3 separate regions of the Homo sapiens genome follow, and all the other regions are linked to region 3. Evidence: chromatin contacts called from ENCODE Hi-C or POLR2A ChIA-PET data. All regions are on one chromosome and are shown on one strand. Each heading gives the region's core, a stretch centred on a gene start or an enhancer-like site at or near the end of the contact. The rest is flanking DNA. Distances are from core to core; before and after follow the strand shown.

What was found. A loop is a pair of places that touch in the nucleus more often than their neighbours do. ChIA-PET counts read pairs that join two places held with the same protein, here RNA polymerase II (POLR2A). Pooled maps may share reads with other maps.
Region 1: a loop to region 3 is called in a pooled map, with 3 times the contacts of the local background. The contact joins the enhancer-like site here to the promoter of PAQR4 in region 3. A Hi-C loop is called at or near these places in 2 of 50 pooled maps.
Region 2: a loop to region 3 is called in a pooled map, with 2.7 times the contacts of the local background. The contact joins the promoter of MMP25 here to the promoter of PAQR4 in region 3. A Hi-C loop is called at or near these places in 2 of 50 pooled maps. POLR2A ChIA-PET finds 5 or more read pairs at or near these places in 9 of 52 experiments (B cell, H1, HEK293 and 5 more).

The regions. Positions count from the first base shown.
Region 1 is chr16:3,073,380-3,076,885 of GRCh38, reverse strand. It overlaps the pseudogene LOC107984896. Among named protein-coding and RNA genes, the nearest start is that of IL32, 9.5 kb to the right of the region's middle. RefSeq lists enhancers at 158-207, 1,555-1,604, 1,725-1,814, 1,885-2,004 and a silencer at 2,185-2,368. Within about 2 kb of position 1,330, at least 16 of the 41 ENCODE cell types and tissues checked have a DNase peak (open chromatin) inside an H3K27ac peak, as active enhancers do.
Region 2 is chr16:3,044,854-3,048,025 of GRCh38, reverse strand. It overlaps MMP25 (matrix metallopeptidase 25), which reads right to left and starts at 1,465. Exons shown (of 10, transcript NM_022468.5): 1 at 1,010-1,465; 2 at 479-611. The coding sequence starts at 1,108. RefSeq lists enhancers at 5-584, 2,433-2,512 and silencers at 1,463-1,752, 1,793-1,992.
Region 3 is chr16:2,967,477-2,970,654 of GRCh38, reverse strand. PAQR4 (progestin and adipoQ receptor family member 4) reads right to left here and starts at 1,307. Exons shown (of 3, transcript NM_152341.5): 1 at 815-1,307. The coding sequence starts at 980. It overlaps KREMEN2 (kringle containing transmembrane protein 2), which reads right to left. Exons shown (of 9, transcript NM_172229.3): 8 at 3,051-3,129; 9 at 2,275-2,845. The coding sequence ends at 2,635. RefSeq lists silencers at 303-442, 713-832, 863-912, 923-1,092, 1,123-1,542 and enhancers at 1,803-1,882, 1,336-2,325.

The sequences.
Region 1 (3,506 bases), core at 81-2,580, 110 kb before region 3:
TCTAGCGCCCCTGGTTTAAGATCTCCCTGACCGAGCTGGTCTCAGCAAGCAGAGGGTGCCCCTGCACCAGGAAAGGGGGGCACAGGAAGGCCCTGCAAGTGCAGCTGCAGCCAACAGGAACAGCAGGACACCTTCCAGAGGTGACCCCAGCCGCCTCTGCCCAGCACCCCCCTGCCCCAATCCTCCACGATCCCTTTCTCCAGTCACCCACTCAGCATGGCTGTGCTGGACACTGGGCCACAGGGCTGAAGCGACCCAGAGAACACATAGAGGAAGGGGCCACCTTACACACAGATGGGGACCCTCCTCTGGGAAGGGAGCACTTTTTGCACAGAAGTTTGAGGGGAAGGAGCTGGGTGTGGTGGCTCACTCCTGTAATCCTAGCACTTTGGGAGGCTCAGGTAGGAGTTTCACTTGAGCCCAGGAGCTCAAGACCAGCCTGGGCAACATAAGGAGAACCCCCTTCTCTACAAAAAAATTAAAAAATAGCCAGGAATGGTGGTGCACGCCTGTGGTCCCAGCTACTCAGGTTCCAAGCTGAGGCAGGGAGGCAGGAGGCTTGCTTGAGCTGGGGAGGTCGAGGCTGCAGTGACGCATGACCATGTCACTGAACTCCAGCCTGGACAACAGAACAAGGCCCCGTCTCAAAAAAAGAAAGAAAAGAAAAAGAAACTTGAACTTGAGGGGGCAGTGGGGCAGGGGCAGGAGCCTATAAGGTGCGTGCCATTCTCTGCTGGCAGCCCCAGCCCTGGCAGCGTACCCTCCTCCCAGCTCCAGTCTATGGTCAGCAACCCCCGCCCATCTCCCCCATCTGCTGGGGATGTAGGTCCATGTCCTTGACCCAAGACCTTCCCTCATTCCTGCCCCCATCCCTCCTCAAGCCATATCCCTTACATCCCTTGAGTCCTCCATCCCCCCTCCCCCATCTCCCTGTCCACAGCCTCTGCCCCTCCTCTCCCTACCCTGTACCACCCCCACCCCAGGTCTTCCTCCATCTCCTTGGGAACACAGAGCTCCTCTAGCAGGCACTCTCAGAACACAGCCTGCCGGCCCCAGCGCCAGGCCTGGCTCCCAGCCTGTTCCCACCACAGCAGCCTCTTCCCTCCGGATTCAGCTCAGGCGCCAGGACCGGCAGGACCGAGACGCTTCCCATGTCAGCCCTGGCCAAAGCCCAGCTCCTTATCCATCGGTGAGCTGCCTGCCAGCTCCTGCTCCAGCTGCTGAGAGGCCTGAAGAGACCAAGACAGAGACATAGCCCTGCAGCACCACAGGGAGGCCCCAATTACCCCATGCGGATGAGTTTCATGGCCATCTCTAACTAAGGTCAGCACTGCTCAGGGCAGGTTCATAGGTAACGACCTGGTGAACTGAAAAGCAAATTTCTCTCGGTCCCTAAAACCACTAGCTGAGCATCTAAGCATGAAACATGAGTCCTAAGAGGGGTAGCAAACACGTTTTCATTCACTTCTCACCAAACCTGTCCCCTATGTCCATTTTACAGAGGAGGAAACTGAGGCACAGAGACTTCAAGGTAGATGGCCAGGTACCCTGGCTCTGCCAGCCTGCCGTTCAGCAGGGGCTTCAATGGTCTTGCTCAAATCACATGTGCGCTGATGAATGTCCTTGTTGACTGTAGGTTCTCTTGTTGCTCTGAGTCCTTTTTCTGAGAAACTGAAGTTTGGTGTTTTGATCACGGCCATATCATTCATCTCTCACCTTCTATCCTGCCTTGCATGTCTTTAACCACACTGAGCTTCCGGGCCCTGCACCCCTTCCTGCACCCTTGTCACACCATGCATCTGGGGGAAGTTACACAACCACAGCTGTGCAGACCCAGCCTCACGAGATTCTCAGAGGGCAGTCCACAGGGGCCCCAGCACCTCCTATCATCCTTGCCCCAGGCTTTGGCAGGCAGCTCCTGCACACTCCCCTCAGCCCCATGCCAGGCCCACAGCCCCTCAAGCTTTCATCCAGCCCCGGCCCCCAACTTTCTTTTCTGTCTCTTTTTTTTTTTTTTTTTGAGACGGTGTCTTCCTCTGTCACCCAGGCTGGAGTGCAATGGCGTGATCTCAGCTCACTGCAACCTCTGCCTCCCAGGTTCAAGTGATTCTCCTGCCTCAGCCTCCTGAGTATCTGGGATTACAGGCGCCCCACCAACACACCCAGCTAATTTTTGCATTTTTAGTAGGGACGGGATTTCACCATGTTGGCCAGGCTGGTCTCGAACTCCTGACCTCAGGTGACCCCCCCGCCTCAGCCTCCCAAAATGCTGGGATTACAGGTGTGAGCCACCGCGCCCGGCCCTCAGCCCTAACTTTCAAATGACAATTGTGTTTCCTGTTTCATCAGGACAGGACATCGATGTCATCTGTAACTTCCAGTGCACTGGGACACACAGCTGTATCTCCCCATGCTCGCCTCCTGCCCCTCCCGGTGTGAGGACTTAGCCTGGATCACCTCCTCCAGGACAAGAACGACCTACCGGCATCTATCCATCCAATCTCCCCACCCATCCATCACTGCCTCTGTGCATGCATCCTTCCAACCATTCATACACGCCTCTGTGCATGCATCTGTCTGTCTGTCCCTGCCTCTGTGCCTGCATCTGTCCATCCATCCCTGCCTCTGTGCCAGTATCTGTCCATCTATCCCTGCCTCTGTGTATGCATCTGTCTGTCCATCCATCCCTGCCTCTGTGCCTGCATCTGTCCCTCCGTCCATCCCTGCCTCTGTGCATGCATCCTTCTGTACATCCCTGCCTCTGTGCATTCATCTGTCTGTCCATCCCTGCCTCTGTGCATGCATCTATCCATCCATTCATCCTTGCCTCTGCCCATGCATCCGTCCATACATCCCTGCCTCTGTGCATGCATCTGTCCATCCATCCATCCCTGCCCCTGTGCATCCATCTATCCATTCATCCCTGCCTCTGTGTAGGCACCTGTCCATCCATCCCTACCTGTTTGCACTCATCTGTCTCTCCATTCCTGCCTCTGTGCATGCATCTGTCCATCCATCCATCCCTGCCTCTGTGCATGCATCTGTCCATCTATCCATCCCTCTCTCTGTGCATGCCTCTGTCCATCTATCCATCCCTGCCTCTGTGCATGCATCTGTCATGCTATCCAACCCTGCCTCTGTGCATGCATCTGTCAGTCTATCCATCCTCCATCCCTTTCTTTGTATCAGCTTATCCTGTGCTGAGTGCTCACAACTCCTTCATCCTAAGACGCTCATTGGACCTATTCCCTCCCCCGACTCCACGCCGCTCTCTGCCCTCCCTTCCTGGTCAAGTTCTCCAGCCAGTGGTCTCAACTCAATCTTCTCTTCCTCCGCTCCTCTCATGCCTAAGCCCACTGCCGCCTAAATTCTTCCCCAACCCACTGGGCCTACCGGCACTAAAAAGGTCACTTTGTCCCTGGATGACCAAACACAGGCCAATGTAACTTACTGGGCTTGTTTTGCCCCAGCCACAGCTGACCACTTCCTCCTTCACTCTTGTTGTT
Region 2 (3,172 bases), core at 216-2,715, 77 kb before region 3:
CTCTACTAAAAATACAAAATTAGCCTGGTGTGATGGTGCGTGCCTGTAATCCCAGCTACTCAGGAGGCTGAGGCAGGAGAATCACTTGAACCTGGGAGGCAGAGGTTGCGGTGAGCCGAGATGGTACCATTGCACTCCAGCCTGGGCAAAAAGAGGGATACTCCGTCTCAAAAAAAAAAAAAAAAAATCCTTGGAGAGTGGGGGGGTCTCACTTTGTTGGCCAAGCTGGTCTCAAACTCCTGGCCTGAAGCAATCCTTGAGTCTCCGCCTCCCAAAACCCTGGGATTACCGGCATGAGCCACCAGGTTCTTGATAAATGCTTATGGAAAGATGAACGCCTGAGGCCCTCTGGGTTTGGGGCCTGAGATCAGCATCTTCACAGCTCCGTGTTCCAGGAGCACACTGAGGTCTAAAGGCTGTTGGGCGGTGGACAGGCTGGGTGCAGAGGCAGGGCTGGGGAGGGGTGGGGGCCACCTACCCATGCGGCCGGTCTCCGGCAGCCCCGCGAACCTCTGCATGACTTTGATGGCATCGCGCAACTTCTCAGGGCTCTGCAGCTGGGCCTGGGCAGGGTGGGGTGGCGGCAGGTAACCATAGCGAGTCAGCCAGTCCTAGGGCATCGGAGGGGGCAGGTGAAGCGGGCTGGGTGAAAAGTATGGGCTCTCTCTGCCCACCACCATCCTGGCAGCCCTGCCCCTCCCAGGCACCCAGAGCCCAGGGCCCCAGCCCCGGATGCCTGCCTGCTCCCCTCCATAGGTCCCCGCTTCAGTCCCGGGTTTGCCAGTCTTGTCTGGACTTCAGCTCCGCACCTCAGCTCCTTTCCAGAGCTCCAAATCCCAGCCCCAAACTTCCCGACAGACCCAAGAAGCCGGGAGCACAGACCCCATCCTCAGTCACTCTTTGGATATTGGAATCTGGCCCCTGCCTCCTCCGGACCCAGGAGTCCGGGCCCGGCTTCCCTCTCCCAATCTCTCTGCAGACCCCAGGAGCCTGCGGACCCCGCGCTCACCACGCCCAGGCTCACGTCCTGCGCCGAGGGCTTCGGGGCGCGCGCGGGCGGTGCCAGCAGCAGAAGCAGCAGCGCCAGAAGCCGGAGCCGCAGCCGCATGGTGCGCCCCAGCCCGGGCCGCCGGCGGGGTTCGAAGGGGGCCTGGCTGGGGCCGCCCCGGGGACCTGGGGGAGGAGATCCGGGCCTGGAGAGGGCGGGGGGCACCCGGCACCGAGTAGGGAGGGATCGGCCGGAGGGCTGGGATGTGTGTGGGGGTCCCGGGAAGTGCGCGGTGGAGTCAGCGGAGGGTCCCGGAGGGCCAGGGTCGCGCCGCTGGGTCGGGTGGGCCCGGGAATCCCAGGATGGTTGAGAGGGCGCGGGAGCGGCGGAGGTCTGGATGTGCCGCGGCGGCCTCTCGGGGTCCCGGGGCGCTGCGCCAGCGGCCCCTCCTCTCCGGGCGCGAGCGGAGGGCTGGGTGGGGCGGGCCGGGCCGGGCCGGGCGCACCCCGATATGCGGTAAGGGCGCGGCAAGGGAAATGGCCCAATCTTCGGACGTCCAGCGACAAGGGGCGGGCCAAGAGGTGGCCCCTGCCCGACCCAGAGACCCTCCTCCGACGCAGGACGCCCGGGCGGGGGCCGGGGGTCCACGGCTCTAACTCCCTCGTCCGCAAGTTTCTCTTCCCAGATCCCCGCTCCTGTGGGACTCCCCGGGGCAGGGCTCGCTTCTGCTTTCTCGAAGCCGCGCGGCCTGGGGGAGGGCGGCCCGGGCCTTCGGCTCAGCCAGCCCTCCCCATCCCTGTATCCCGCCCCTCTCCTTCCCCCCAGGACCCCGTGGGGCAGGTTGTCTGAGAGCCGGGGGGATTTCCGGGCAGCAGGAGGCTGGGAAGGAAGCCTCCTTCCCCGCGGGGTCCCGGCCCGCCCTCCGCCCCGCCAGCTCCAGCTGTGCGCGGTTGCAGCTGCCCGAGGGCCAATACTCAGTCCCTCAGCCCACGTGGGCTGCGCGCGGGGCTCGGCCTGGGCACGCGGGGGTTTGGGCCCCTCTAGATGCCGGGAGCAGCGGCTGCTCCGCGACTGCACCCCTCTCCCTAAGTGCCGGACATTTAAATGCTGCAGCCACTGCGCGGAAGCCACAGCGCCTGCCAGTGCCGGGAGCCGGGGACCGGGGAGTGAGTAGGCGGGGGAGATCCGGGAAGCCGAGACCTGGGGGTCTGCGAGCCGCCTCCTCCCGCGCCGAGAGCACCGGGCTAGGAGGCCGGACAGGTGGGGAAGGAACTGGAGGAAGCGGGCGGGAGGCTTCCTGGGGAGGGCGGGTGGGCGAGTGTGAGTTAAACTGCTCAGTCTCGGAGCAGTTCAGGGGCAGCCGCCGGAGCTGCTCACAAAATAAACAGCGAGCAGGATGCGGAGCTGGAGATGCAAAGGCAAACACTGCGATCCCGCGCCCGCTCGCTGGGGCCGCCAGAACAAAACACCAAGGACTGGGAGGCTCAACCAGAAGTTTACGTTCTCACAGTTCTGGAAACTGGAAGGCCAAGATCAAGGTGCCTGAGGGGCTAGTTTCTCCGGATGCCTCCTCCTGGGCAGGCAGATGGGCGTCCTCTTGCTGTTTCCCCACACGGCCGTCCCCCTGCGCTTGCACACCCCAGAAGTATCGTCCTCTTTTGTTTTGTTTTGTTTTGTTTTGTTTTGCTTTTTTTGAGACGGAGTCTCGCTCTGTCGCCCAGGCTGGAGTGCAGTGGCGCGATCTCGGCTCACTGCAAACTCCGCCTCCCTGGTTCACGCCATTCTCCTGCCTCAGCCTCCCGAGTAGCTGGGACTACAGGCGCCCGCCACCACGCCCGGCTAATTTTTTTGTATTTTAGTAGAGACGGGGTTTCACCGTGTTAGCCAGGATGGTCTCCATCTCCTGACCTCGTGATCTGCCGGCCTCGGCCTCCCAAAGTTCTGGGATTACAGGCGTGAGCCACCGCGCCTGGTCATTGACCTCTTGTAAGAAGTCAATCATCGGGGCCACCCTAAAAGCCTCATTTTAAGTTAGTCACTTTTTTATCAGCTCTATCTCTAACTATAATCACATTCTGAGGTACTGGGGGTTAGGGCTTTAACATACAAATTCTTCTTCTCTCTCTGGTTTGTTTTTTTTGTTTGTTTGGTTGGTTTTGGTTTTTTTGTTTGTTTGTTTGTTTT
Region 3 (3,178 bases), core at 58-2,557:
TTATCTTCTATAAAGGGGTGAGGCCAGGTGGGGGAAGACAAGTCCAGAATGAAGGGAAGGGGGCTTCGAGGGGCTTGTCCCATCTCCCCAGACCTCTCCCTGGGGAGTTTGATTCCAGCCTAGCCCTTTCTGGGAGGTCTCCACCCCTCCCTGCCGGCCTCTAGTACTGGCCTCCCAGGGGCCAAACGGGGCTCCGAAGGCTGCCCACCCTTGTGAGAATGTGGCCTGGCAAAAGCTCGGGAAAGGCACCCAGGCTGGGCCAGGCCGCTCAGGGCCCCTTGCCCGCCTGGGGCAGCTCAAGGACGGGCAGGGCTGTGTCAGCAGAGCTCCGCGGGGCGCGGAGGAGGGGCCGGACGCCTGTTGGGGGAAGAAGGAGCCGCCACCAGGCGGAGCCCCAAGACAGAGCGGCTTGGGGCGGGGGCGTCAGGACGGCGGCGCTGGGAGGCTCCTCCCGGGCCCTCCTCATCGCAGTCAACACCATCTCCCGGCTGGGTGCTGGCGGGAGGGGGTTCCCAGGGCGCTGGGATTACAGAGGCCGGACACCATGCTCCCTACCCCTGGGGCTCAGAGGGATTAAGCAGGCTCAGACCCTACTCTGCTCCCCTCTCCTGACCCGGCCCCCACCCGCCGGGAAAACGGAAGCTGGCAGCGCGGCCCGGGACAATGGCAGCTTTGTCACCGCGGCTACTGGCGGTGCCAGGGCCGGGGCAGCCCTGGACTTGGGCGCTGGGGCCCTCCTCGGCCTCAGTGCCCCCGGCCCAACGCAGGTAGGGCGGCCGGGGGTGTGGGAAGCGCGTTGCGGGACGCGGCTCACCGTGCGTGTAGATGTTGCCCAGTTCGTTGTGCAGGTAGAAGAGGCTGCGCAGGCAGCCCGAGCCGCTGCTGGCGGGCCGGTACCCGGTCAGCACGAACTTATTGAACTGCAGGTGCGGCGGCGAGCTGGCCCAGTCCAGCAGGCGCGGCCCGGCCAGGAACGCCATGGTCCGCACCGCGCGGGCAGCCCGTGCTCCTGCTGTCCCCGAGCCTCCTCCTCAGTGGGGCCGCAGCGCGGGAAGGCCCATCACTGCCTGGCGCCCGGCGCCCGGCGCCCACCCATCGCCCTGCGCTCGATCGGCGCACGCGCTGGCTAGGGGGTCCCAGCCCGCGCCCCTCCGGCGCTGCGCACGCGCGAGTCCGTCGCCCCCGCGCCGGGGCGGAGGCTGGGGACGCACCGGACGCCTGAGCGCACTGCGGTCGGCTCCGCCAAGGCAGACGCGCCGCAGGGACAGCTCGCGGCGGCGGCGGCGGCGGTGGCCGGTAGTCTCTCTGCAGCCAGGAGGACGGGCGCGGCCGGACGCGGGAGGGGACGCCAGGCTCCGCCCAGGCTCCTAGTTCCCGCCGGCCGGCCAGCGTTTCGCGCGCCGGGCTCCTGACGTCGGCGCAGCGAGAGCCAATGGGCGTGGCCGGCGGGGAGGCTCCGCCCCGAGGCCGCCCAGGCCTCGCCTCCTAGCATAGTGTGCGCGCTCCCAGCCTCATTTGCATGGGGTGGCTGTGGGCTTGCGACCCAACGTTCTGGGTCCTGCGGGCTGCGCTAGAGTGACCCTGGCACCTCGCGTCCCTCAGAACTGTGCATCCGGGCTTTCCGCGTGACACCCAGGTCTCCGTACCTTTGGGCACCCACCCTCGGGGGCATAGTCCTGCCACCTAGCCCTACCCTGCAGACGGGGCTCTGTCCAAGGTGCTGCCGGACGGGTCCGGCCTACATCCGGTACGCCCCCGCTCCAAAGTGATCTTTCCGCAGGCTGGACTCCCGAGTGCAGCAAGGCGCTCCACGGTACCCAGGCCTCTGAAGGCGTGCCTCACGCGCCCGCAGCCGTCGGGAGAGGCCCTATCCTTCGCGCTAGGCTTCTCGGAGCGTGGGCCCGGCCCAACTTGCTCCCAGTTATCGCCCACAAGGAGCACCCTTGCGGGGCCCTACCGAGGATAGACAGGAAACAGATTGGAGGCCAGGGGAGCAAAGTCGACCTCCGCCCCGTCCACCCTGAGCAGGGACCGGGAAGGCACCCCTTATTCAGCATAACGCTGCCCACGATCCTCCTCCCCTTCCACCCCCCGCCTTCTACAGGACTCCACCCACCCACCCATCTGTCTGTGTTCTAGGTCCTTCTCTGCATTCCAGGCAGCTCCACCAAAGTCTGCGTGCAACGCCCTTCATTTGCATGGACACACGCAACCCTCGGCGTTTGTATGGTCATTAACATGCTCCTCCCACCACGGAAGAACTTTCGAGGCCCGTACCAAAGTAGATCCTTTATTCAAAATCTGTGGGGGTTTTTTGACTGTTTTTGCTGACCTGTGACCTCTCACTGAGGACGGCAGTCCAGGACCACCCCCAGAGGGGTTCAAAGACCTCCGAAACCAGAGACCACCCCCACATACAGGTCCATGGAGAGGGCCTGGACCATCTGGACCCCCACGGTCAGGCCAAGTCCCAGATAATAGCACCAGATGTTTCCTGTCCGACTTTTGGTCTCCCCAAGGCGACCAGAGGCCGAGCTGCCCCTACACAGGCGCAAGGCCGAGGCAGGGCGCAGCACAGCATCTCAGGTGTCCATCTCGCCGGCGGCGGGCCCAGCGGACCCTCGGGGCCCAGAGTCAGAGAGCGGAGATGAGCGAGCGCAGGGAGCTCTGGCTGGAGGCACTCAGAGGCCGGTAGCCCGCGGCAGAACCCTCAGCCTGGGGGTCCCCGGGGGAGCAGGGCAAGGCCACCCCTCGGGGCTGTTGGTACCACACAGCCCAGCTTCTCCTGGGGCCCCTGGAAGCCCCCAGCGCCGGGGGCCCTTTTCCCGGAGCCAGCAGACAGCTCCTAGAGAGGGAGCAGACATCAGCCGAGCCGGTCCAATCCCGCTGCAGCGTCCTGCTCTACCTGCGATCCCGCGCGCGATCCTGTGCGTGGACCCAAAGCCTCGCTCCCTTAAGAACCCAGGAGTTCCTTCCTAGCTCTGTTCCCTTCTGGGGCTCCAGCTCCCCACCACCGGTCCGCCCTCAGGCCCTGCCCCAGCGCCCCGCACCGTCGGCGCAGCGGACGCAGCAGCCCCAGGAGCAGCAGCAGCAGCACCGAGACAGCCGTCACCGTCGAGAAGACCCGGGCTGCGGGCACACGGCTGCGGTGAGGATGGGCGCGAGGGGGCGGCTCCCT